5 separate regions of the Homo sapiens genome follow, and regions 1, 2, 4 and 5 are each linked to region 3. The links are chromatin loops, found by intact Hi-C in ENCODE. Cell type or tissue: IMR-90. All regions are shown on one strand.

What was found. A loop is a pair of places that touch in the nucleus more often than their neighbours do. Peaks named below come from ENCODE experiments on the same cell type or tissue, not always from the same donor. Only the 100,000 strongest peaks of a DNase experiment are listed, where the experiment ranks them.
Region 1: it touches region 3 in a loop (4-fold over the local background); 6 of 110 quality-filtered maps call a loop at or near these places.
Region 2: a loop joins it to region 3, with 2.8 times the contacts of the local background. A loop is called at or near these places in 14 of 110 quality-filtered maps.
Region 4: a loop joins it to region 3, with 6 times the contacts of the local background. A loop is called at or near these places in 62 of 110 quality-filtered maps.
Region 5: a loop joins it to region 3, with 9 times the contacts of the local background. A loop is called at or near these places in 14 of 110 quality-filtered maps.

What each region holds. Positions count from the first base shown.
Region 1 is chr6:55,883,360-55,888,359 of GRCh38, forward strand. No RefSeq gene overlaps it. Among named protein-coding and RNA genes, the nearest start is that of BMP5, 10 kb to the left of the region's middle. In IMR-90, a CTCF peak has its summit at 3,027 (motif pointing left); no DNase peak of the experiment used is centred here; H3K27ac peaks cover 509 bases.
Region 2 is chr6:55,599,561-55,604,560 of GRCh38, forward strand. It overlaps a transcript of HMGCLL1 not described here. Among named protein-coding and RNA genes, the nearest start is that of HMGCLL1, 23 kb to the left of the region's middle. In IMR-90, no CTCF peak of the experiment used is centred here; no DNase peak of the experiment used is centred here.
Region 3 is chr6:55,939,256-55,944,255 of GRCh38, forward strand. It overlaps the pseudogene NPM1P36. Among named protein-coding and RNA genes, the nearest start is that of BMP5, 66 kb to the left of the region's middle. In IMR-90, a CTCF peak has its summit at 2,651; a DNase peak (open chromatin) is centred at 4,266; H3K27ac peaks cover 150 bases.
Region 4 is chr6:55,443,423-55,448,422 of GRCh38, forward strand. All of the region lies in intron 7 of HMGCLL1 (3-hydroxy-3-methylglutaryl-CoA lyase like 1), which reads right to left. Among named protein-coding and RNA genes, the nearest start is that of GFRAL, 120 kb to the left of the region's middle. In IMR-90, a CTCF peak has its summit at 2,402 (motif pointing right); no DNase peak of the experiment used is centred here.
Region 5 is chr6:55,615,387-55,620,386 of GRCh38, forward strand. It overlaps a transcript of HMGCLL1 not described here. Among named protein-coding and RNA genes, the nearest start is that of HMGCLL1, 39 kb to the left of the region's middle. In IMR-90, a CTCF peak has its summit at 2,083 (motif pointing right); no DNase peak of the experiment used is centred here.

The sequences.
Region 1 (5,000 bases), 56 kb before region 3:
TGGAGGACATACAGCATTTCTCTCCTTGGTGATATTTCCTCATTGTTTTAACAGCACATCTCAAATCTGTTCTCATGGTATCCTACTGCAGTAGCAATAGAGAAAAATAGGCTTGATTCACTAACTGCTCTTCCACTGCACAAGGAAATAAAATTAAAATGCACATCTACCCTGAGGTTTTTCATTAGTGTTAAGGGAGGCTGTCAACTTCTGAATATGATGAGTGAAAAGAGAAAAAGTTAGCTTGTTCACCCTTGAAGCAAGCAATACACAACCAACTAACAGCTTGGTAAAAGAATCATCTAAAGCATATAGATAATTGCCTACAAGGATGTGGTATTTGACAGTGGAGACGTTTACTTTACATAATTGGGAGCATTGGGTTTTGAATTAGAACTGATTCAAGCACTGGTTTTGCTACTGTCTGCTTTGTTACATGTGAAATGTCACTTAACACATCTGCCTCGGTTTCTTTACCTTAAAAAAGGGATATTAATAAGAAATATTTCAGAAGATTTTTATAATCATTAAAGGATGCAGTATGTGAATATTCTTTCATAAATGTAATCACTATCTTAGCATTTGTCACATTATTCAGATCACTGTGGAGAAGTGTATAATTTTCATACCTTTACAAAGAGATCGCCCAAAACATTTAGCATGCTACTGCACATTTAGATTTTTAAAAATATGGTAGTGAAGGGGAGGTGTAGTATATAGCATTTTCCAAAAAAATTTTACTATGGAATCACAGTATCTAAGGAGCTAAGAAGGTGATTATCCAAGGAGCTGATTGCCATCATGCAAAACATATCCTAAGACTGATTTTCAACCAGAACATCTGGAAAAGAGTACGTCTGTCTTGTTATAAATGGAGAAGCAAAATAACACAACAATTGAAAGCCTCTGCTCAGGAACTAGACTAAATTTGTATCTCACTCCACCATTTCATAATTGTATAAGCACTATCTGCCTCAGTTTCCTGATCTGTAAAATGGAGATAATGGCAGGTGCTATCACTTAGGGTTTTATGAAGATTAAATAAGTTAATAAACATAAAAAGACTTGGCATGGGTCCTGACACAAAATAAATAATAAGTGTCAAGTGTTATAATATTTTACTACTTCTTGAAGGATGGAAATTTCTTCTTATGCATTATTGTTGCCTCAGTGTTATAGGAACAGTGTTTGATATATAGATGTCCAATAGAATGAATATTCATAGAGTGAAATTTATAAATTTGCTTAAAAATATTTACAAACCATCTATAAGCAATGACAACTATTAAATTAACATTATAATTATTCATATATTTTATTACTTTACTAATATTGTATCAAAGTCTAAGAAATGTATGTCACAATTGTGACTGGTCCATATAAACTTTTACACAGTTTATATGACAACACAGCTTAAAAAAATGCATTCTCCAGTTTAATACATAGCAGTCAAAATGCTTATCTACTAAAGGATATTTTCTTATGCCAATATGACCTATAACAACACTAAATTCCTTGAGAAACACACATAGAAGTAAGCAAACATAGTATGAATCCAAGGTATAAAAATCAGTTCACGGTTTTTGCTCTCTCTCTTCCCAAGTCTCACTGACCAGCCGTAGACAATTTGACTGTCATTTCCGCTCTTTCAATTGAGAAGCAAGTGAGTAGAAGAAAGATAAAATTATAACTAGTGTAACCTATTCTGTCCTAGAAGTCTTTCTTAAGTTAGCTGGTTAAGGAGTCTTACATGAATAAATAAGTCATTTAAAAAGACTTTGTCACTAACATTGATAAGTGAAAAATAAATGCATTTTATTCATTTTGATAAAATCAATTATAAAAACTTATTTGGGCTTACCAAATAAAAATAGCTATCATTCAAATATGTAAAGGCTTTGTTTAAAACTTGTTTCAAATTTGCTATGAGTGGTTCATTAATTTATATTTAGTATTATTTGCCAAATATACCCAATTCATAACTTTTATATACATATTTAAAGATAAAATTCTCAAGTTCAAAAATGTAATTATAATAAATGGTAGAATTTACTTTTTCCACGTTTATGAGAGTAAAAATGAAAGTCTTTTGGTGTTCAGACCAAACTCAAAAAAAATCCCTAAACTTCTGTTTTAGAATTTTGATGCCAAGCCTTTGCTAAGGAAGTAACAATCCACAGCACTGTTGCAAACCTCTAAAGAAATTAGTTTTTATACAAACACTGACAGGCTCTGACCATCAGTGGCATTAGAAGGCGCCACCATAATTGCAGTCTCCTTAAGACATAACTTATTTCAGGCTAAGTAGGAGAGCCAATATTTTGTATTTTAATTAAGAAACCTGGATTTTGTTTGTAATAATTGACTGTTAAGTCAATTATTGCCAGGACATACTTGTAAAAGAGAATTTGTGCCTCCAATAAGCTTTCATTTAAGATTTTCTGGAACAGATTTGGAATTTGGGATTGAAATCTGTTTCAATTATTTATGTTAGCTGCTTTCATTGTAATACTAATAGCTGAAGATTGTATTTGTATGTATTTTCAATAGATGAAAATATTCATAAATGTTTATTATTTTCTTCTTGAAGAAAATGTTGAAAGATAATGATGAAATTATATTGTCTGTTACGAACTCTCAATCCAAACTATTCCCCTTATTAACTAGTTAGACATGAAGATAAATCACTGTTTTCATAGTGTTACAAAATAAATTAATTAATATTAAAGACAGAGTAGAACACCAAAGAGACAATCTAGTAACAAAGTATTTTAGATGTAAAACACCCATATGATGATGTTGAAAATGTCTAATTTTTGGCTGTTCAGATCAAACTATTCTATACAGTAATGCTTTAATGTTCTTATACTCAAAAAATGCTACTCAATTATAATTATTTTAAGTACATGTGATAGTAGTATTTATTAATTTAATAAAAGTCAATTGTTTTAAAAGTTAATTAGAATACATCTGAAAATTTTACCTCTGGAGAATGAGTTTCCAAAGGAAACTAGATGGAACACTGCCACCTCTTGGTTATATAAATTGTAAAGTTGCAGAAATTTACTGTAACCTTTTTGAATGGAAATGTTTAGACACACTTTAAGCTTTTAGAAATAATAATCCTATCTCTATTGCTATGAAAATATACATCTTTAAATTTTTGCTTTTCAGTTACAGTTCTTTAAGTATTTCACTTACCATTTTACTAAGTTTGTCCAAAAACTCTTGAACTTTAGAACCTGGAAACAATTCTTCATGTTTATTTTGTAAAGAATGGCAAGTAATGACCTTGTAATGAAAAACACAAAGGGACTTTTATATCCTGGGTCTCTGTTATGAACATTTCTATTACTTCTTTTATACCAAACCACACCACTAACCTAGAGAACAGTATTTTGCAACGACACACTCAAATATGCCGAAACACTAATTACATTTCTTTCGGCTAGAAGGATTTATACCTTCTCACCCCATAAGTATTTTATGTACACAGTTTTAAATTATAGGGTAAAAAATTATACAGTAAGTACCTAGGCACATCTAGAGACTAATTTCGTGGGTGAAAAGAAATGAAAGGCTCTACATAGACATAGATTTCACGTAGGACAGGATCTGAAATTATGAGGTTGTCTCTACATGGGGTCAATGTAAAATAAAGGAAATCAAGGATGGGAAGGAAGATATACATTGATAAATAAAGTAAATAAAGGAATTGGTTCAACAACAAATTTCAAAAGTAAATAAAGGAATTGGTTCAATAACAAATTCTATTATTATTTTTCAGTACAGTTCTTACAACCTGACTGTAGTAAAAAAGCACATCTCTTGCTACATAAGTAAACAGTAAATCACATGTAATCAAAATAATGAAGTGAAATATACAGATGAGCTTAAAGGAAAATAAGAGAAATTCCTAGGCACCAACAACAAAGAAGAAATGTAAAACCAGATAATTTACAAAATGACTCAATAGATGTTTAGGGGGTTATCAGGCTCAGGAAAAGCCGCATTTCTAGGGGATGCAGATTAACTGTCCATATAGAGACATGAATATTACCTTGGACTTACATGAAGATAGATGTTGAACTTGAGATCCTTATAGAGAGCTAGGAAAATAAAGGGGGGACCTCTGAGCAATTGAAGAGAGAGATAAAATAATAACCCCTAGTGAAGTAATATTTGATTTGGCCTAAGGATATAAGTGAAAAATAAATTAAAATTCTCCTTTAAAAATTAAAACAAGGCCAGGCATGGTGGCTCACAACTGTAATCCCAGCACTTTGGGAGGCCGAAGCAGGTGGATCACGAGGTCAGGAGTTCAAGACCAGCCTGGGCAAGACAGTGAAACCATCTCTACTAAACATACAAAAATTAGCCTAGCAGGGTGGCGGGCATCTGTAATCCCAGTTACTCAGGAGGCTGAGGCAGAGAATTGCTTGCACCCGGGAGGCAGAGGTTGCAGTGAGCCAAGATCGCGCCACTGCACTCCAGCCTGGGCAACAGAGCAAGATTCCGTCTCAAAAAATACAATACGATACGATACGATACGATACGATATGATACGATACGATACGATAAATAAATAAAATTAAATAGTTCATGGTACTCTGCTGTCCTTAAGGTTAGTGGTAGAATTCCCAAGTCTCAATATTAAAAACTTGTTTTAAACCAATTGAACAAACATAGCATAGATACATATTAATAGCTTCCCTTTAAGCACTAGAGTCCACAGAATTCTGCACAGGGAGAAAATACTTATTAAAGAAAAGTTTAAAATCAAAAACTACAAACCATATAAGGAAGCAATCTAAACTGAGCAGGAGCTGTCAAGTAAGACAGCAGGAAGTACTGCACATCCCCAAACTGGAGGGAATAAAACCATCCAAAGTAAACTTTTAAAACTATGTTTAAAATGGTAAAGCCACAACAAAAGAAATAGAAATCATAATTTTTTAAAGCAGGACATTGATAAAAGAACAGGAGGATTTGAAAATTAA
Region 2 (5,000 bases), 340 kb before region 3:
AGAACATTTTCAAGTGCCCAGATGAAATCTACCGCAATTAAAGAAAAATAAGTACTAACTCCAATTACTATCACAGAGATTATAAAAAATATAAATGCCTTGCCTTTTTACAGCATAACCATGGATGCAAGTAATCACAATACAGAAAACAATTTTCCCTTGGTTCATACACAATTTTTCTTGTGAAAAATTCTTGCTTATAAGATGAAACTTAAGAAACAATAGAAAATTTTGCAGAAACACTTAGTGAAAACAAATGTACTGCCACTGTATAAAAGTGATGCAAGTATACATTTGGTGAATGTTTGCTTAAAGGTAAAGACAGTGTTTCTTCAAAGCCGAAGCTAAGCATGAATGATTCTGTGAAAGGTGTTGGCTATCTTGTCCATATTCTCATTAAGCTCTCAATTATCATTAGATATTTTTATGTTGAAATTAAAGTAATTGTTATAAAATTATTCTCTTACTTCAGTGTTTCTTCTGTTTAAACTGAATGATTTACATTGGCGGTATTTTTTAATTCTCTCACATTCAAACCCTGATGACTCTCTTTAACAAATGTAGTTGAGAGAATCTTCAGTTTTTTTAAATCTCTAAAATCATATTTCACTTCTGAAAAAAAGGCCTCCAAAATTATTGTTGACATTTTAAATCCATTAAGTGAAGTCTAGATAAACTCTTTAGCAAAATAATTATGCAAATTAAAAGAAGAGTAAACAGTGTTATTGAAGTACTCCTTTGCTTAAACTAACTTCTTGAATGTGGTAAAGAAAGAATTTTGAAAAATATATCAATTTAGGTGTGAGAGCTATTTTTAAAGCAGGCAACATCACTTACCAACAGGAAAATAAGCTCTGATTTGATGTGTAAAATTATTCAGATATTTCTCATGACTATCTTTTGAAGTAAATTTAATTACATTTGATTTTGAGTAGATTTAATTAAATAATTTAATTCTTATATATGGATGCTAGTAAATACTATTACAGCATGAAAACACGTGAAATAATCATGTGTATTGTTGAAGACAACAATGTTCTTTTTGTTAATGGACAGCCTTTTAAAAATATATTAATCAAGATATGCAATGTAATTCTAAAGAATAAAAAAATTAACATAAAAAACATTTTTATGTGCTTCAACAAATCAAATTTGAAAATCATTTATCACAGTTGTCAACTTTCCCCAGTATGTGTTCTGCAAACCAACCTATAATGCTAATGTTGCATGCATTTTCTCATTAATGCTCAATGAATCAAATAACAAAATAAGTTAGATTTAACTATTGTAGAAGCTATGTTACAATGTAAATGGAACATAGACTGCAACTACAAAAAATCTGATAAGCAAATTATGCAAAAACAAGGAACTGTTTATTGAGCCAAATCATGAGAAAATCATAGTTTAAGAAAGAGGTATGTAATTTAAATACTTATAATTTATTTCCAATAAATAAAAAATAATTTTTAACATTTTATGTCAATGTAATATATCTTATTAGAAATAATTTAGATTTACCTGGGCATCCTGAATTTTACTTATTAAATATAGCAATCCTGATTGCCACAAATGACAACACCTCAGTGCCATATAACAATGAAAACTGTTTTTCTTGGGAATTGTGAGACTGCAGGTCAATTGGATGGTGCTGCTCATTTGAGGCAGGCTTGGCTAGTCTTGGCTGGGCTTTTTCCAGCATCTACAGTCAGTCACTAAAGGTAAGGGACCAGCTGTTCAGGAATGACCTCACTAGTCTGTATGGCTGACAGCTAACTGGTGACTGCAGGTATGCAGGTGACTGGGCTGCACGATTCACATTATTCTGCAGGATAGCTTTGACTGGTTCGCATAGCAGCTAGGAAGTTTTCAAATAAAAACAGGGCAAGCACACAGGTCTCTTAACTTGCATACTATAAATTCCACTGCATTCTATTAACCAAAACAAGTCCCAAATTTAATCTAAACTCAAGAAATAAGGATATCAACTTTACTCCTTGAAGCCACTGCAAAGGGCATAAATATATAAATAAATGTAGAATTGCGGTCATTTTTTAAATCAGTCTACCACACAAGGATTCAAGCTGTTTAGCCCTAAAAACTTTTTTTTCCTTGTAAGTCCATTCACTTTCGAATTTTAAAACATTTTTGACTGAAAGGTAAATTGAATATAAATTAATGCTTTAAAAATTGACTTGGCTATTAATCACTGATTTTGAGCAAATTTCTTCACTGGTATATTTTATAATGTTAATTTCACATATTAAATAAAGACTATACAACCCCAATATTTCAAACATAAGTAATATGATTTGAGCTAAATGCTTTTTCTCTTCTATTTTTTAGAAATTACTTTTCTACGCACTTGTTTTCAGTCTAAACAAATGCAATCCATTCAATCCTAATGTGTTCTCCTTATGGGCCTTTCCTTACAGTTTCCACAAAAATTTCTTCATTTTTAAATATAATAAATAGGAGAAATTTTGATAAAATGCCCCGTTATCTCTCAGATTTTTTCTTTGGCTCTTCATCTCTTAGACGTATGTAATAAAATATGGAAAGATTATGATAAATAAAAATACATGGTCAAATAATCTAATCAGCAGAATGTATGCAGAGCATAGTGGGGAGTAGAGGTGGCATTCTATATTTTCCTCTCTGGCTCCAGGAGATACCTCATAGATCTTGTAGCTTGAAGACTTTTTTTGTTAATGTTATTTACACTCCCACAAAAAATGAATATCCAAAACTATAAGGGAAAATAAAAATGTTTCCATTCCTGGTAAGACAAAAAATATAATACAATCTAAAATTACATTTTCCTTTAAATCATGATCTTAAATGATGTTTCCCGCATTTCATACATTCTCTTGACTTGTTTGTATTTTCTTCTATGATTAGACACAAAATCAATAGGACTAAGTTCTATAAGTATGTAGGTGGGACTAAAAATTTGCAACTTCTGGTGAACTTAATAATTAACAATTAGGCATTAATCATCAAGTATTATTTTACATAGAATCTGTGAGAATTCTATTTAAATAAGTAGCAGTGGCACTTCGATATTTTTTCTGTGTTACATTCTTTGGATAACAAAACAAATAAGATGTAAAAAATGTCACATTCAAAAATTGACCAAGCAGATACTTAAATACAGATGCGAGATGATCTTGAGGAATGAACCATTGCCATCACCATGTATTGAAACCAATTGGAAATGCATCAGCTAATGTCTAAACTGCATGTGATTTAAAATCTATACATATAAAAGTTGAGATCTGTGTATTATTTAATAAAATAACATTTCTTGTTTAAAGGCATGTAATTTTTTCTAAAACAATGGTTATCATCTTAAGAAGACTGAAGGACCTTACTCCAGAAATTTTGATTTTGTAGGTCTGCAGTGGTGCTTGAGAATTTGGTTTTTTAACGAGTTCCCATGTAATGATGCTGCTGCTGTTCCAGAGACCAAACTGAGAATTCCTGATTTAAGAGAGACTGGGGAAATAGTATAAAAATGATATCACCTGTTATTTCTGAGTATTAAGTCTACCGCCTCTTCAGATAAATTATTCTCGTTTCTAAGCAACTTAATAAAATTATTCTAGTTTCTAGACAACTTAATAAAACTATCAGTACCAATCTGAAAATAGACACTACTATTAAATATTACATAACCTAAGAGAATATTTTAACCTTTTCCTTATAGCAGGTTGACATACTATCTCTAACTCATTCTTACTTGATAATTTCAGATATTTGGCACTCTTTTGAACTTCTATATTTAGGTTATAATTTAATTTAAGTATTATCTCTAGTTAACAAATTCCACTTTTTTAAAGGGTTAGGGAGGTATTTGTGAGCACTCTTGCTACACACAAATATCTATTCATATCAGTTGTTCTCATTGCTCAGGGAGAACAGTTTTGCCACCTCTTCTGTACACTCAACACAGGAATGTACATATTATAAACACTGAAGTCTTCTCAGTCATCATAGCATTGGATTTATTCACTCGAGGATTTGGGAAACAGAAAAATGTCCATGCCTACTCAATTTTATGTCACCACAGAAGGTCTTCTTGGGGAAAACTGGTAGTATCTTTCCTATGGCCCACCATTAATTTTAGTCTTTTCTTACATCTCACCAGTCTGAAAATTATTAAGACAGTGAGCGTACTTAACTCTGAAAAAACCAAAGTTATATAAGCATGTTTATGTTTCTATAAAATGTATGTATGAAAAATCCGTAACTCTTTTTGTAGCTTAGATTTCTGCCACAAGAATGCTTTACTTTTCCTTATGAGGGGCAAACTAAAAAGCAGTGGTTTTCTCGCATATTGAAGTTAGACTGTTTTCTCAGCAAAAATACTCAATAAAGAAATGTAAATTGATTTTATTCCATAAGTACATACAAAAATTATATTGATTTAATATCTATTCCCATAGAGAAGTAGTTTGTTGGGTGTCTGGAGAGTCTGGTGGGGAGAAAGGTTATTCAAAAAATTGTTTCAGCCAAAATTTTCCTTCCCTTTTTTTTCTTTAAAAGGAAAGCATTTAGAGAAAAGTAAAGTGCAGCAAGGGAGTTGGCCCAGTTGCTGCAGGCTTCACCCCTAGTGAATGTTTTATCTACAGAGCTCTTGCCAAGTTTCCTACTGTCAAAGAAGCCCTGAAATATGAACCTTTAAGTCAATTCATCAGAAAACAAATATTACATATAAATTAGTTTGAGGAAAAGAAAATCATATACATTCTTTAACTTCCATAGTTATTTTGAAACAAAACAAACCTTTTGCCAAATTATGTAGCAAGCACACATAATTAGTACATTTTAGGTCTTAATATTGAATTTATATTTCTAGATTAGATTGAATTAACTTTGTGTTTCTCAAGTTTTCTAGCTTTATATATTGTAACTTTAAAAATACATTTTAAACGCTGCATTTATTTCTAGAAGGTTTTGATAAAGACAAAAGAAATTTTTGAAAGTTAGTATATTATACT
Region 3 (5,000 bases):
TTTAACAAACATGGTGGGGAATGTTCTTATTTTGCATTACAAAAAGGACAGCCAGATATCAACTGTTACAAAAATGAAATAAGAGAGAAAATTTTTAACAGCCCATCAATGATAGATGGGATAAAGAAAATGTGGTTCATGTACATAATGGAATACTATGCACCCATAAAAAACAAGAGTATGTCCTTTGCAGGGACATAGATGGAGCTGGGGACCATTATCCCTAGCAAACTAATGCAGGAACAGAAAACCAAATACCGCATATTCTCACTTATAAGGGGGAGCTAAATGATGAGAACACATGGACACATGGAGGGGAACATACACTGGGGCCTATTGGAATGGAAGGTGAGAGGAGGGAGAGGATCAAGAGAAATAATTAATGGGTACTAGACTTAATACCTGGTGGCGAAATAATCTGTACAACAAATCCCCATGACACCAATTTACCAATGTAACAAAACTGCACATCCTGTACATGTACCCCTAAACTTAAAGAAAAGTTTTTAGAAAACTGTTTAAACTGCTTTCTTAAAGAGACTTCCTCCACTGCCAGAGATCTTGAATAGTCTTCTGATCAGTCACCTGGAAGCAATTTTTCACATAATTGATGAACTTGGCTTCCACTTTGGGAAGAAAATCATCTTTTCCTATTCTTGCTTGCATTTTTGCTTTAATATCTTCTACAGAACTAGGTCTTTCTGGTGTTTTACAAGTTTTTTCCTCGTTTTTTGAATGATTCTTGACCTTTTGATCTTAGCTTTGATGGTTTTGAGTCCTTCCATTCTGATTTGACTTTTGTGCATTTTTGGCTGGAATATCTTCTACAGATTTCTTCACTGAATCTTTTTCTTCAGTTTCCTCATCATCAAAATCATCATCTTCATTATCATCATCATCATCTTCAGCAGCATCAAGTTTTACTTTTTTCTGTGGAAGGCTGCTACCACCTCCAGGGGAAGATTGCTTTCCAGATATAGTTAGGAGTTTTACATTGTCCTCCACTTCCTGATTCTGCATCTTCCTCCTCAGCTACTAATATGCACGGGCCCTGAACCACACTTCAACTGTAAGACCATGGGTGGTGTTATTTCAAAGCCCCCAAGGGAAACTGTTGGCTGTACAGGCATTTTCAAAGTTGCCAGTGTTACTTAATTCGACTGCCTTCATAACTCTCTGCCTCTACTTCAACAATGCACAATTCATCTTTTCCACAGGGCCCTAAACTTACCATTCTTAAAGATAACTGGTAATCATTTTCACCATTATCCACCTTAAAGTGATCATCTTTGCCGGCCTTTAGTTCACAACCAAAAAGATAATTCTGAGGCCTCAGGGGGCTCATTGCCATGTCCATTGAATCTTCCATGGGGTGGTGGCACTCACTTAGGTGGGAGAGAAGGTGGACAGAGATAAACAACTACTGCTCCAGAGAACAGCTCCTCAGGACAGAATCACACCAGGGCTTAACCTGTTTTTTTCAATAAGCTACCCACTAATCATCTGTAGATGGCAATATAGTTAAGCTGTCTGTTATGGTTATGGACTGAGCTGTATCCCTCCAAAATTCATATGCTAAGGTCCTAACCCCAGAACATCAGAACGTTACCGCTTTTGGAGCTAGAATCTTTAAAAAGGTAATTTAGGTAAAATGATGTCATATGAGTGGGTCCTAATCTGATTGGTGTCCCTGTAGGAAGATGTTAGGACACAAATACCAAACATGCACAGAGGGAAGACCATGTGAAGCTATAGGGAAAAAGGCCATCTATAAGCTAAGGAGAGAGGCCTCAGAAGACATCAAAAGTATTAACACCTTGATCTCACACTTATAGCCTCCAAAACTATGAAAAAAATAAATTTCTGTTGTTTAAGGCACCCAATCTATTGTATTTTCTTATGGCAGCCCTGGCGAAATAATACAGACACATGTCTGGTTCACCAGATTCCTATCTCAGGGGACATCACGTAACCAGTCTCATTAACTTAATTTCCTTAATCACCTAGATGGCTAATTATCTATACTTGACAATACATTTAAGCTGACCTTGAACACATAGCATACTTGCAGCTTCAGACAAAGGGACTAATTGTATAAGAGGAATCAGCAAAATATTTTTAAGGTCAAGAACTAATCTCTGTTCACCAGTTAAAAATTTCTTAACATAACCCTAGTTACTCAAACGAGGGATAAAGAAAAAGCCATTCATTCTACTTTCAATGAGAATATTGTCAATATTGTCAACAGGAATATGGGCAACATTTTCATTTTAATCTAGGTTTTTCTATTTCTTACAGATTAATTGTCCTTTAGTCTTGGTATATACACAAGTGACTTGTGTGGGAATCTCTTGTCTTACAGCCTTCTAATATTGCATGGGTATACTGCAGTCCCCTCAGTAACAACTAATACAATCGTTCAAATGATGATTCTATATTTGAAATGGAAAGTTCAACTCTTATATTATGGAGAAGATATTTTCAGCATCTCAGAGGATGGCAAATGTTTTGGCACTGTAAAGCAAAATCCACCTCACTCACTCCCATATAATTGCTTAGTGTAACCTATTATGAAAAGAAAATGTATAAGCTCATAAATACTTTGGAAATTCATTGTGAAAAGTGGTTCAGTGAATCTTGAGAGACCCCTATTGACTTTTTTAGGTATTATGAGAAATTCACCAGTGTTTAAGATACGCTGTCTGCATTCCCTTGTGCTTGCGAGCATTTGGGTAAGTTAAGGGTGCTTGCAATTGGGGTAATGTCTTACTTATCTTTGTTTCCCAGAGCCTACTACATAGCCCATTACCATTAGAAATTCAGTAACATTCATTTAATAAAATTAAATTATGTTGGTTAGAAGTGAATTACTTACAATTAAGAGGCTCCACATTGAGGCTAGGTTCAATGTACGAGAATTTATAGAAAAGAAACGGAGACTTTTCACAGTTCCAACAGCAGAAATAGAGTGGGCTGTCAGGTTCAACTGAAACCTGGGAACCGAATGCTGCCAAGGTTCTTCCTCCATCTCTCTTCTTGTCACATTTCTTTCATTTATACACTCTCTGTCCATTTCTCTAGTTCATACAAAAGAATACATGACTGCTAGCAGAAACCAAGTTTTAAATGCTGCAGTTTTTCACCATGTATAGAAAGCCTGCTTTGATTAGTCCCCAGTCCAGATTCTTTATTGGGTTTTAAGCAGAGGAGACAGCTGCAAGTCTTAGAAGAAAACAATAAACAGATATTTCCATTAGAGTCTACAATATAAACGAGAGAATGAATAAATGAAGGAATGAACAAACACATTAATAGTTTTCTGGCACCAGAATATTAAAAGAGCACTGAGAAGACAAGAGTATATGAAAGGACTAATTTATAAATTACTCTGCTGATTCTGTAAGTCAGATGACCGTGAGGTGTTAATATATTCAATTAATATGACAAATATATATTTCCAATATGGTAAAAAAAAAGGTTGTTAGCAAGGGAAAATGAAAGAAAGATTAAATAAACCAAAATCCCATTCATAAATAGAAATATTTTATGATGAAGCTGGATTTTATAAAAATCCTTAAAGTGTGAACATGACTTTTGCCTTTTAAAAACTAAGTGACAATTCAAAATTTATATAAAATATGAGTAAGTTTGAATACAATATTGGAATACTGGAAAACAAAGCAAAAATGTCTTTAAAAGGTTCAAAAATTGATTTTTTAAAATTTGTTGTTGTTGTTTTGGGGCATCTGGTAAATTTACTTTTGTTTCAGATGCATTGTCACTGTTTTCCCAAAAGCAGACTTAGCCAGATTGGATATGGATTTAATGTTTTTGTTTTTGTTTTTGTTTTCGTTTTTCACAGGATTCTTTCCTCTGTCACAAAACTTTGAAGCATACATTCTGGAGGTTTTATGAAGAATTAAAATAATATTTAAACACCATCCTATACTCTTGCCACATAGTAGTTTCTCAGTAAATATTTGTTAAAGGCATAACTCTCCTCTGCTTATTTTTTTTAATTCTCTGGCAGCAGATAGCACAGTTTTTGGACAATTTCTGAAGTGGATGAAGTGGATGACTAGTGAAGTTTAAAGAATGGAGAATGAGAGGAATTATATGATTTTAGAATTTCTCTGTTAAAATTCTTAACGGTTATGTGGGAGATATTTGGTTTGTACTTTAGATAAAATTAGGTGTTCTGGGAAGTGTTGGCCTCATAGAATTGAGATCTTCCAAGCTTGAATGTTTCTAGAGCAATTTAGTGACTCACTGACATTCTTGTGCACCACCGGGAACTAACAAATGTTCAAGTCATAGAATTGTGTTAACAGAGAAGAAATCATCAGAAAATTTCAGAAAATAGTTCAGTTTTTCAAAATATCAGATAGCGTGATAATATTCAGGAGTTTCTAGAAAAGTATGTAAATATAAATAATATATATATATATATATATGTAGATACACCTAAGATAGTGAAATAACTACTGGGAAACTTCCAAACACCAATGTGCAAACTCATCCTAATGAAATGTAAATGATATTCTGTCAGATTGACAAGAAGACTACCATCCCTTAGTCTGCTTTCCCCATTGTCCCTGTATATTCCTAGAGTTGAAGGTGACAGGTTGAAAATAACATCCCCACTGCCTCTTCATGTCTCTTGGAGTTCTTGTTTGGAACTTTTATTTCTCTTCCTCATCTTCCACACAATGGTCCTTTCAACCAAATAATCTCTCATTTATCCTAGTAAAATCCTGGATTATGATTTGCATTTTTCTTGTTTTTACTGAATACTAGGATTCAGGTATTACAAATCTTCCTAGTTTATCCTGTATAGTGGAAGTATTGTTAATAAAAGGCATGATGTGTTTATGTAGAGATAGATTTCATTCTGTTTCCTTTCTCAATTTCATCTAGAAACTGCACGTTTAATCACCCTTTTCTGACCAAAACTTACATTTACGTGGTTCTACCAACACAATTCAATGCAGGATTTAGGT
Region 4 (5,000 bases), 500 kb before region 3:
AGACCCTGCAACTACAGGAGTCCCAGAAGGGAAACTTGTTACCTTGTCAAAACAACAGTTTTTAGTCTTAATTGGCCTTTTGGGAAAGAGTGAGGAAACAACAGTCATTCTTCTATTTTGTAACTAAAGGCCAATGTAACCTATTGCTTGGGCAAGAGTGAAAGATTTATTTACAATAGAGAAACCAGTATTACCACAGAGGAACAATAAATGACCAATGTCACACTAGAGCAAATATAAATAACCAGTGAAGCCAAAAAAAAAAAAGTTCAACCTCACATTAAATCAAAGATTGTGCGTGAAAACTGTAACACTGTATTTTATACTTTCAGACTGACAACAATTAAAAAAGAATACTGGCATTGAAATAGTATAATATAGAGCTCAAATATATAAAACACTCTACAACTTCAACAACATGGACTAATTTCACAAACACAAGGTTGCTTGAAAAAAGTCAGGCTCAAAAGAAGACATACGTCATTTCATTTAGATAAAGTCCTAAAATAGACCACACTAATCAAAGCAGTGAGAGGTTAATAATTATCTTTGAAGTGTGAATATAAATAGACACAAGGAGAGCTTCGAGGGTGCTGGTAATAAATTTCTTGAACTGAGTTGATTACATTGATAGTATCAGTTTGTGAAAATTCATTGAGCTTATAATTTGTACACATTTCCATATATACATTATAGTTCAATAAATATCAATGACAAAGGGAGTGTTATTGGAACTGAAGGTAAACAGTCAAACCTAAATGAGTAGGAATATACAGTTAATTGGAATTCTTTGGGTGAGCAATTATTTAGTAATAAGTCTTCACTCGTCAATATTCTTTGTCCCAACAGTTCCTTATCAAAGAGTCCTTTCTAGAAATATTTAACAAATCCTAGAAAATAACTAGATAAAAATAAATACATATGGGTGACGTATATTGTATCTTGGTTTTGTATAGGATATATAACACACACACATATATCTATATAAAGACTCATCACAGTATGTTTTTTAAGAATGAAAATTTGAGAACCATCCAAATGTCTCACAATGGAGAATAGCTTTATGGTGTAGCTAGAAAACAAAATGATGATGCTATTTAACTGCATGATTAAGGGAAAAACAGGTTAGAAGATGTTATAACAGTACATAGAGTCATGACACAATTTTCTAAAAGCAAAAAGGATTTGGGAGATATATAAAGTGCTAATGGTAATGATCATGGGTGCTATGATTACAGATAAATTATTTTACTTTAATTCTGTTTTCCAATGCCTCCACAATGAATGTTAATTACCTACCTAAGTAGAAAAAGTAAAATATAAAAGTTTTTGGAAATTTTAACCTGTAGTAAAATGACTGTAAATAAGTGAAAATGAATGTAAATAAATCCAAGACTGAATTTATTCATATTTTGCAATAATGGATCTTTCTAGGATCTAAGACTACAGGACTAATCTGCAAACATACTCTGGCGAAGGCAGACATAATCTGAGTAAAAGAGGACTTGTAAAATGGTCTTTCTGATTTTCTAGTACCAGATTAGCTCTAGACACAGATTCTCTTTCAGTAAGCTCTATTCACAAATTAATTGACTCAGTTCTAAATGCAATATGTGGATTTAAAGTTTAAGCAATTTTAAAGAGTTTATTCAAGGATATATGACCTATAAAGGAGAATATTAAGGCATCAATTCCCTTTAAAGTCTCTCTTTTTAAAAAAATCACAGTACTTTAAAAATATTTTAATACAATTTCCCCTAAATTCTCTACTTTATTAAGTGTGTAATTTTCTTCTCAGAAATAAAAATTTTCTCAATGATACTGTTATCCTTATACTAAATTATATGCTCGTTTTTCTAAACGAGCTGCTTTGGAAATTTCTAGTCATAATCTTCTAAGAAAATTTTATTTCACTATGTATGTTTTCTTCACATCTACTACCTTATTTCATCAGAAATAATTTTAATATGATGTAAACAAGCTCTGAAAAAAACTAGGAAGAAAAACATTATTTCTTTTTATTATTAGTTCTTTATTATAAAGAGTGGAAAGACATTTTTACTTAACCATTGAAATCATATCATTGTGTGTTTGAAAATAATAGACAGGCCACTTAGCTAATTTTCCTATATGAGAGACTTTCGGCATTAAAGGATTACTCTTGGAAAGATGTTCCATTTCTCTCCTTTTCAAGCACAGTCACTACTTTCAGACTCAGGTTTCTGGTGTGCATGCATGTGTGTGTGTGTGACTGTATGTCTGTGTGTGTGTGTAAGCACACAGCACAAACTTATGTTTGCACCATATATCACAAAAGCAAAACAGTTATTCTTTGTTTTGTCTATTTTTGATTTTTGTTTTTGAAGAAAAGTCCATTTTTAGATGAGTAACCACAAGGTGGCAATATAGCACCAAAATCCACCAGGTTAAAGTCAAACATTTACAACCCCACTCACTGTGTTGCAGTCCCTCAAAACTGTAAATAGTAAATAGTTTTATATTTATCAAACAAACGGGTTTTCTGCATTTAAAATAAGGACACTCTTACTAAAGGTGTAGAACACATGAAAATGTGGTTCAATATATTCAGCATATTTGTATTTTTCCTTTGACTTAAAAGTGTTTATTAAGCACACTCTTTGTGCCAGGGACTTGGAATAAATAAAAGTCCTGTAGCTCACAGAATTTAGCATTATAAACTAAAGTGACTATATATTTTGGCTGTTATTGAGAAGTAGCTTATGACTATCTAATGAGAAGCAACTGTTATTAGTGCTCAGGGAACCAATGTTTTCTAAATTATATACATATTTATATATTCATATATAACATATATAACATGTATATTTATAACATATTTATTTAAATATTTATAACATACATAATATATAAATATATTTTTATATAACATATATAAATACATTTATATAATTATAACTCTAAGGACTGAGATGTCCTTGGCTTCTCATTTTCTCTAAGTTCACAATTAAAGCTATTAACTCAATGGCCCAGGATACCATAAACCTGGTGAATTCAGTTATGTGTGCTCCGTCTACTTGAGCTCTCTGCATATGTGCTTGGACCTAAGGCCAGAGAGAAATGAATAAAATGTTAGTGGCAACTTTTTCTGGAGGAGAGCAAATTGCCTGTAGATATGTCATAAACATATCATGTCTGTATTCTAATCTTAGGTGAGCTCTGGGGAGTATTGATTCTGTATGATGTTCTAATGGTCTGATGTTGCTGATATGCTAACTAAAAGTACCATCACAACTTTTTCTTGTTGCTGTATGGTCTTATAACCCAAATAAAATGAATACATACAACAATAAAGGGAGTAAAAAATCATCTTGCAAAATTTCTAATCTATATATTCATGTTTTCAAAATATTTTATGAAACCTAAAATTTTAGTTATTGAGGTTACTAAAGTCCCAAAAAACAATTAGATCTGGATTATTATTTTTGAAGTCATCTACATTTTTTATCCCCTAAGATCAGTATTTTATTTAATAATCTATAGTAATGTTAGATTTAATTTAAAATAAAATTTCTGAAAGTGAAAATTATTCATTTTAACATGAATATTCATATAGAATAAAATATCAAAATATGCTTATTTTCCAATATTTTTATTCTCAACTTGTTTCTCATAGCTACTATTCACTCTACCAAAGGACTGAAATTACCCATACATGAAGTATTACTCGTAGTTCAGTGGCCACGCTTATTTCCAATAAGCCCAGATGTTTGCTTCTCAACCAAGACTCTAAATAGATACTATATGAGCTACTGTACCACCTGAGAGAGAACCCTACTTGCCATTGATGTGTATTGTGAACATAATATACGTGATAGGTAAGCCATAGATAATGAACAGTTAGCCTACATGAATAATGTCAATGTTTTAGTAAACAGGAGTATATATAAAAATTGGTAAGTAAATAATAGGATTATATATAGATGCAAAGAGAGAGAGCTATGTTGAGGAATGACTAAGCTAATGTGATTATTAATCAAAATAATTAGACTTCTCATCTTTAAAACTAGTATTCCTAAATGCTTCACTCCTCCTTGCCTTCAAAAGGAGATAGATTATATTTCTACCTTCACTGGACATATTCAAATTGAGATAGAAATGGGAGTGTGTACACTGAAGGAAGTAAGGAAAAAAAAAGCAAGAAAATTTTCAATTTCTTTAAGACTAAAAATAATAAATACTATTAGCAAACATTTGCTGAATTGCTTACTTTTTCACAAGGATTGTACCATGTGCTTCACATATGATAAAGCTCCACAAAGTCAACCTGAAGTGGTTAGTAACACATGCCCATTTTACTCATGAGTAAACTGAGGTTCATGAAGGGCAAGTGATATGTCCTGCTTCATATGGTTAGTATGAGGCAAGGTAAGAATGCAAATCCAGGTTTAACAACTGTGTGCTACTGCACAATATTAATAGTTAACAAAATACTGACGATATGCCGGACATATTACTAAACACTTTACATGCATTGATTCATTGAATCCATATAACAACTCCAGGAGGCAGGGTGTGAATTAGAAGAAGAACATCGACAAATCAAAAGGCTTCCTTTTCTTATGAGACTTTCTGAAAAGTTTCCACACAAGTTAGCAACATTAGCAAACAACTTCAGAAAGTAAATATTTGTTGTCCTAGTGATTGTATTTCTAGGAAGCTAGCCCAAGAAGACAGCCAGAAATATTCAGATAGATTGATGTTCAAGGATGAATATTTTTTGTAATGTTACTCAATATTAACAGTGAAAATAAGTTCATAGGTTAAATGTTGAAAAATAGAGACAGAGTTGATAAATTACATAAGATTGGCTATCATGAAATAGTAAAATATTTCTGTATAATACAATATTATATATACAAAAATATAAATATATAAATATATAAACAGTACTATATATACAAAAATACATAATATGAAAAAATGAATAGGAGAAAATGGAAGATAAAAGAAAAGGATAC
Region 5 (5,000 bases), 320 kb before region 3:
AAATACTGCAGAAGATTTCAAGGCTCAAAGATTTGCAGGCACCTTGTGCCTCTATAAAATGTACTTGCAGGTGGAGTGTAAAGGGAAAGGCTTGAAAGAAGTTATTATATGAAGAGTTCCCAGCTCAATCACCTAATCCAATGTAATTAGGACGGTTGGTAAGACTTTTGTGAAATGTCTTTGGCTTACAACATATTAATTTAAATGTTTGATAAATAAAATATATAGCATTTGAAATTTGTACATCATGAAAAGATTTACCTATAGACTATTTCTGAATAATAGTATCTGGTAGGCCCTGCCTTAAAGCCACTTCATTGTTAACTACAGCTACAAACATCATAGGTGCATTTGTTTAAGGCTTTATCTGCTGTCTACATAATGAGACAACTTCCTCTCTACCAACTAACAGAAGACTGAAAGCTTATTCTTTGGGAAAGTTAAGCTAGAGGGTCTCTTGATTTATGTCAATAGGCAAAGATGAGTGTAGAGTACCAAAATGAATACAGAAAGTTTAATAGAAAGTTGGCATAATGACTGAAAAGACCCTGCCCTATCCCCCACTTGAAACAGTTGTAGCCACACTTACATTCCCTTAAAATTTTATTCCTGGGTAAAATTTCTTAAGAGAAAATATTTATATAATATGACATTTGAAAATACCCAGTAAAGCAACAGCCGGGAGCCATTCTGCAGTAGATTATAAAAATAGCCATATAGTCTTCTTCTCCTTGCATCTTGCAGTGTAACATTGAAGATCTTCCCATTAAGACTTGGGAACAATTTCCCCAGCCTTTGAATCTATGTTTGCTATGGGATTTGCTTTGGCCAAAGAACATTCACAAACATGATACAAAATTGATGCTTCATAAACCCTTGCCTACTGGGACTTGATCTCTTGATCTCTTGGAATCCTAAGGCCATCATGTAAACAAGTCCAATCTAACCTGCTGGACAAGGAGAGGAGAAAAACAAAGATTCATTAGCTAACAACCTGCCAACAACCACACTTAAGAACCTGTATCATCCAGCTACCAGCCAACATGACAGTTGATCACAGAAGCATGAGCTAATCCAGAGAGATCAGCTGGGCCAGTTCAGACTCCACCTGAACCATCATGAGCTGAATAAATGGATACTGTTTTAAGCTAGTCATTTTGAAGTTGAGTTGTGATACGGCAACAATGAACTGATAAACCAACTGACCAATCTACTGTAATGCCTACCATGTAATGAGATCGAATATTGAACATAAAATTTCCCACTGACCTTACAGAATCTAATTATTAACTAGAAAATTAAAGTCAAGTACAGTCTTAACTCATATATGAGAAAAACAATAATATGACTGAGAACAAAACAATTTAAAAAATTAAACAAACTAGAAGTAAAAAATATCAGTAAAGAAAGAAGAATAAAACATTATGAAACTTAGTTATGTCTTTAGAGAGGTGAGAGAGATTTTGCTATATAACAAAAAAATTAGATTATAAAAATGGAGACTTCAAGAACAAAAAAAGATCTATTGGAAATTTAAAATGTGACTGCATAAATGAAAAACTAGGTAGAAGTTTGGAAGATACAATTCAAAAAATCTGCCAGATAAAAATAATAAGACAAAGAGAAAAAAGGATAAGATTTTTAAAAATTTTTCTTTCCAACTTTTACTTTCACGGGTATGTGTGCAGGATGTGCATATTTGTTACACAGGTAAATGTGTGCCATGGTGGTTTGCTGCACAAATCATCCTGTCACAAAAAAAACCCTAAAGTTTCTTAATAGTTAAGGACTTAGACCACACTCATCTTGCACTCATGATGTCCTGTCTTGCTTGTTTTCTTGGCAAGTAGCCTGCACCTGGACATATCTTTGTGATGTTTGAGAATAACTTCTCATTAAGCCTGATTCTCCACACCCACCAGCTCATTTGGGAAGACAATATTTATAGTCTTGGAAACCGCATGCTAAAAGAGACATGGACAAAGTGAAGCATATGCACAGAAGAAGGAGTTAGACTGTGAAGAGGTTGGGAACCATGCTAAATGAAACCAACCTATAGACCACTTTGTCACTTGTACAGCAGGGGGCAGCAGTATTAATGGAGTTGCCAGCTCTGCTAGGTTGTGAGGAGAGGGCATACACTGAAGATATCATACTAAGCTTCATAATTGTGTTTTATTAAAAGTTAAGGTGGAAGCTTTTACAAAAATCAAATCTGAAATTCAGAAGTCTTATTAAACACCGTTGGTTGGCGAGAATGTAGAGCAACGACATTTTCATCCGCTGCTGGTGGAATTGTAAACTGGTACCACCACTTTGGAAAGTGAATTATCTGGTAAAGGTGATGATATATACCCTCTGTGCATCCTTGCAATTCCCCTTCTAGAGAGCTCCATGCCCTAGGGAAACAAATGCACATATGCCCAAGAATATATGTACAAGTAGGTCCACAGCAGGATGGCTCATAATTGTTCAATGTGTGAACCAACCCAAATATCCATCATAGGTAGAATGGATAAATAAATTATGCTATGTTCATACAATGGAACATTACACAGCAATAAAAAAACATAGTTATAAGGAACGTGGATTTTTATAACTATAATATACACATGAAGCAAGTTCGAAATAATGCATGTAGTATGATTGCATTTATATAAAGACCAAAATTTAGTCAAGTGAAATCATGATTTTTAGGAATGCATGCATAGGTGATGAAACTATAATATAGTGTAAAACAAGGAAGTAATTATAATAAAAATCAGGATAATGGGAAGGGAGGATGTTATAATTGGTAAGAGACATACTGGAAACGTCTGGGGTCTGGTAATGTTCTATTGCTTGACCTGGGAGATATTATGTGGGCATTTGTATTATAATTAGCTGTTAATTGTACATTTATATTTTATTTACTCTTCTGTATGTATGTTGTAGTTCACCAAAAAAAGTAAAAAAAAAAAGTGACCTTTTGAACAAATGGTGGCCTATAGAGCAAATCATTAATAAAATTATTCTCTAGTGGACTTCTAGTAAGAAAGAAAAAAGAGAAAATAAATTTTGAGAATGTATTTGGATATGAATAATAAACATGTCAGAGAGAACAAATAGAGAAGAAATTATCAAAAAAATAATTCAATGTATTTTTAGAAGTTAGGAACATGAATTTCCATATTACAGCACAACAGTTTTAAAAAGGCCAACACAGGTACTATGATTTGTAAACTTAGAATTCTAGAAACAAAGACAATATCTTAAGAGCTTACAGAGAGAAGAGGAAAAGAAAAGAAAGAGTCTATATGCAAAGTATCTGCAGTAAGTATGTTATAAGATTGTTAAAAGTAACTTTTTAGTTACATTATTAGCAATTTTGTTAACTAAGAGATTTTACTGAAATTTAAAAGCTAAAAATCATTGAAAGTTAAAAAGAACCAAAAGCTAAACACCTTAAACATTCTAAAAGGAAATGATTCTCAACTAAAATTTTACACCTAGTGAACTTAGTTATCAAGTGTGAGAGGAGACTAATGACATTTTCAGGCATGTGAGATTTTAAAGTGTTTACTGTTCATGCAACTTTTCTTAGGAAGTTACTAAAGGAGGTGTTTGCTCCAAACACAAGAAAAAACAAAAGGAGGAAAAACACGGATTTCAGGAAACAATGGACCCATCCCTGGATGGTAGAAATTGTCAGCAGGCCTCCAGAGCAAGCAGGCAAAACTGGGGTGGGAAGAGGGAGAGGTCAAAGATAGGGATCAAAAAGAAGATGAAGTTGGTAGGCTATCAGATGGATGAATTTGGAACATGTGCAGGGGCATGAAAAAGAACTTTCATGTTTGGTCTGTGCACTCATGTGTTACGAAGTTGAATACATGTGAAATTGTAGTGAAAAAAAATTATATAAAAAAATCAGGCTGTAAAAGCATTAAATTCACATTCCTCATAAAATGGCATCTAAATACGATTTTGTTTTTACCATAAACTGTTTCTGCAGAGTTAATAAGACTACTGATTCTAATGCCTTTTCGCATATTTCAAATTCATAATGAAATAACAATAGTGGCACATGGGAGGGGGGTTCTGTTGACTACTTATATTTAAAATTAGTCAATTATATTTATTTGGTTCTTCAACAAACCAAGAAGTTAATAAATACTTATTTTCCAAAAAAAATTAATTGTTATGGGTATGTGGTAGGTGTATATATTTATGGGGTATGTGAGATATTTTGATACAGGCGTACTATGTATAATAATCACATCAGGGAAAATAGGGTACTTATCCCAAGCATTTATCACTTCTTTCTATTATAAACATTCCAATTATACTCTTTAAGTCATTTTTAAATGAACTATAAATTATTGTTATCTCCAGTCACTCTGTTGTGCTATCAAATAGTAGATCTTACTCATTCTATTTAACTATATTTAGGTACACATTAACCATGCCCACACCGCCCCCGCTCCACTACCCATCCCAGCCTCCATTCTACTCTCTATCTCCATGAGTTCAATTGCCTAAATTTTTAGTTCCCACAAATATTAAGAACATGTGAGGTTTGTCTTTCTGTGCCTGGCTTATATCGCTTAACATAATGACTTCCATTTCCATCCATGTTGTTGTAAACAACGGGATCTTATTCTTTTTTCTGAGAGTACTCCATTGTGTATAAGTACCTCCTTTTTTTATTATCCATTCATTTGTTGATGGACACTTAGGTTGCTTCCAAATCTTGAGCATTGTGAATAGTGCTGCAGTAAACATAGGAGTACAGATATTCCCATGTTTGATACACTGATATTTTTTTCTCTTTTGGCAATATACCTATCAGTGGAATTGCTGGATCATATGGTGGTTCTACTTTTAGTTTTTTGAGGAACCTCCATACTCTTCTCCACAGTGGCTGTACTAATTTACATTCCCACCAACAGTGTACCAGGGTTCCCTTTTCTCCATATATTTGCCAGCATTTATTATTTCCTGTCTTTTGGATAGAAGCCATT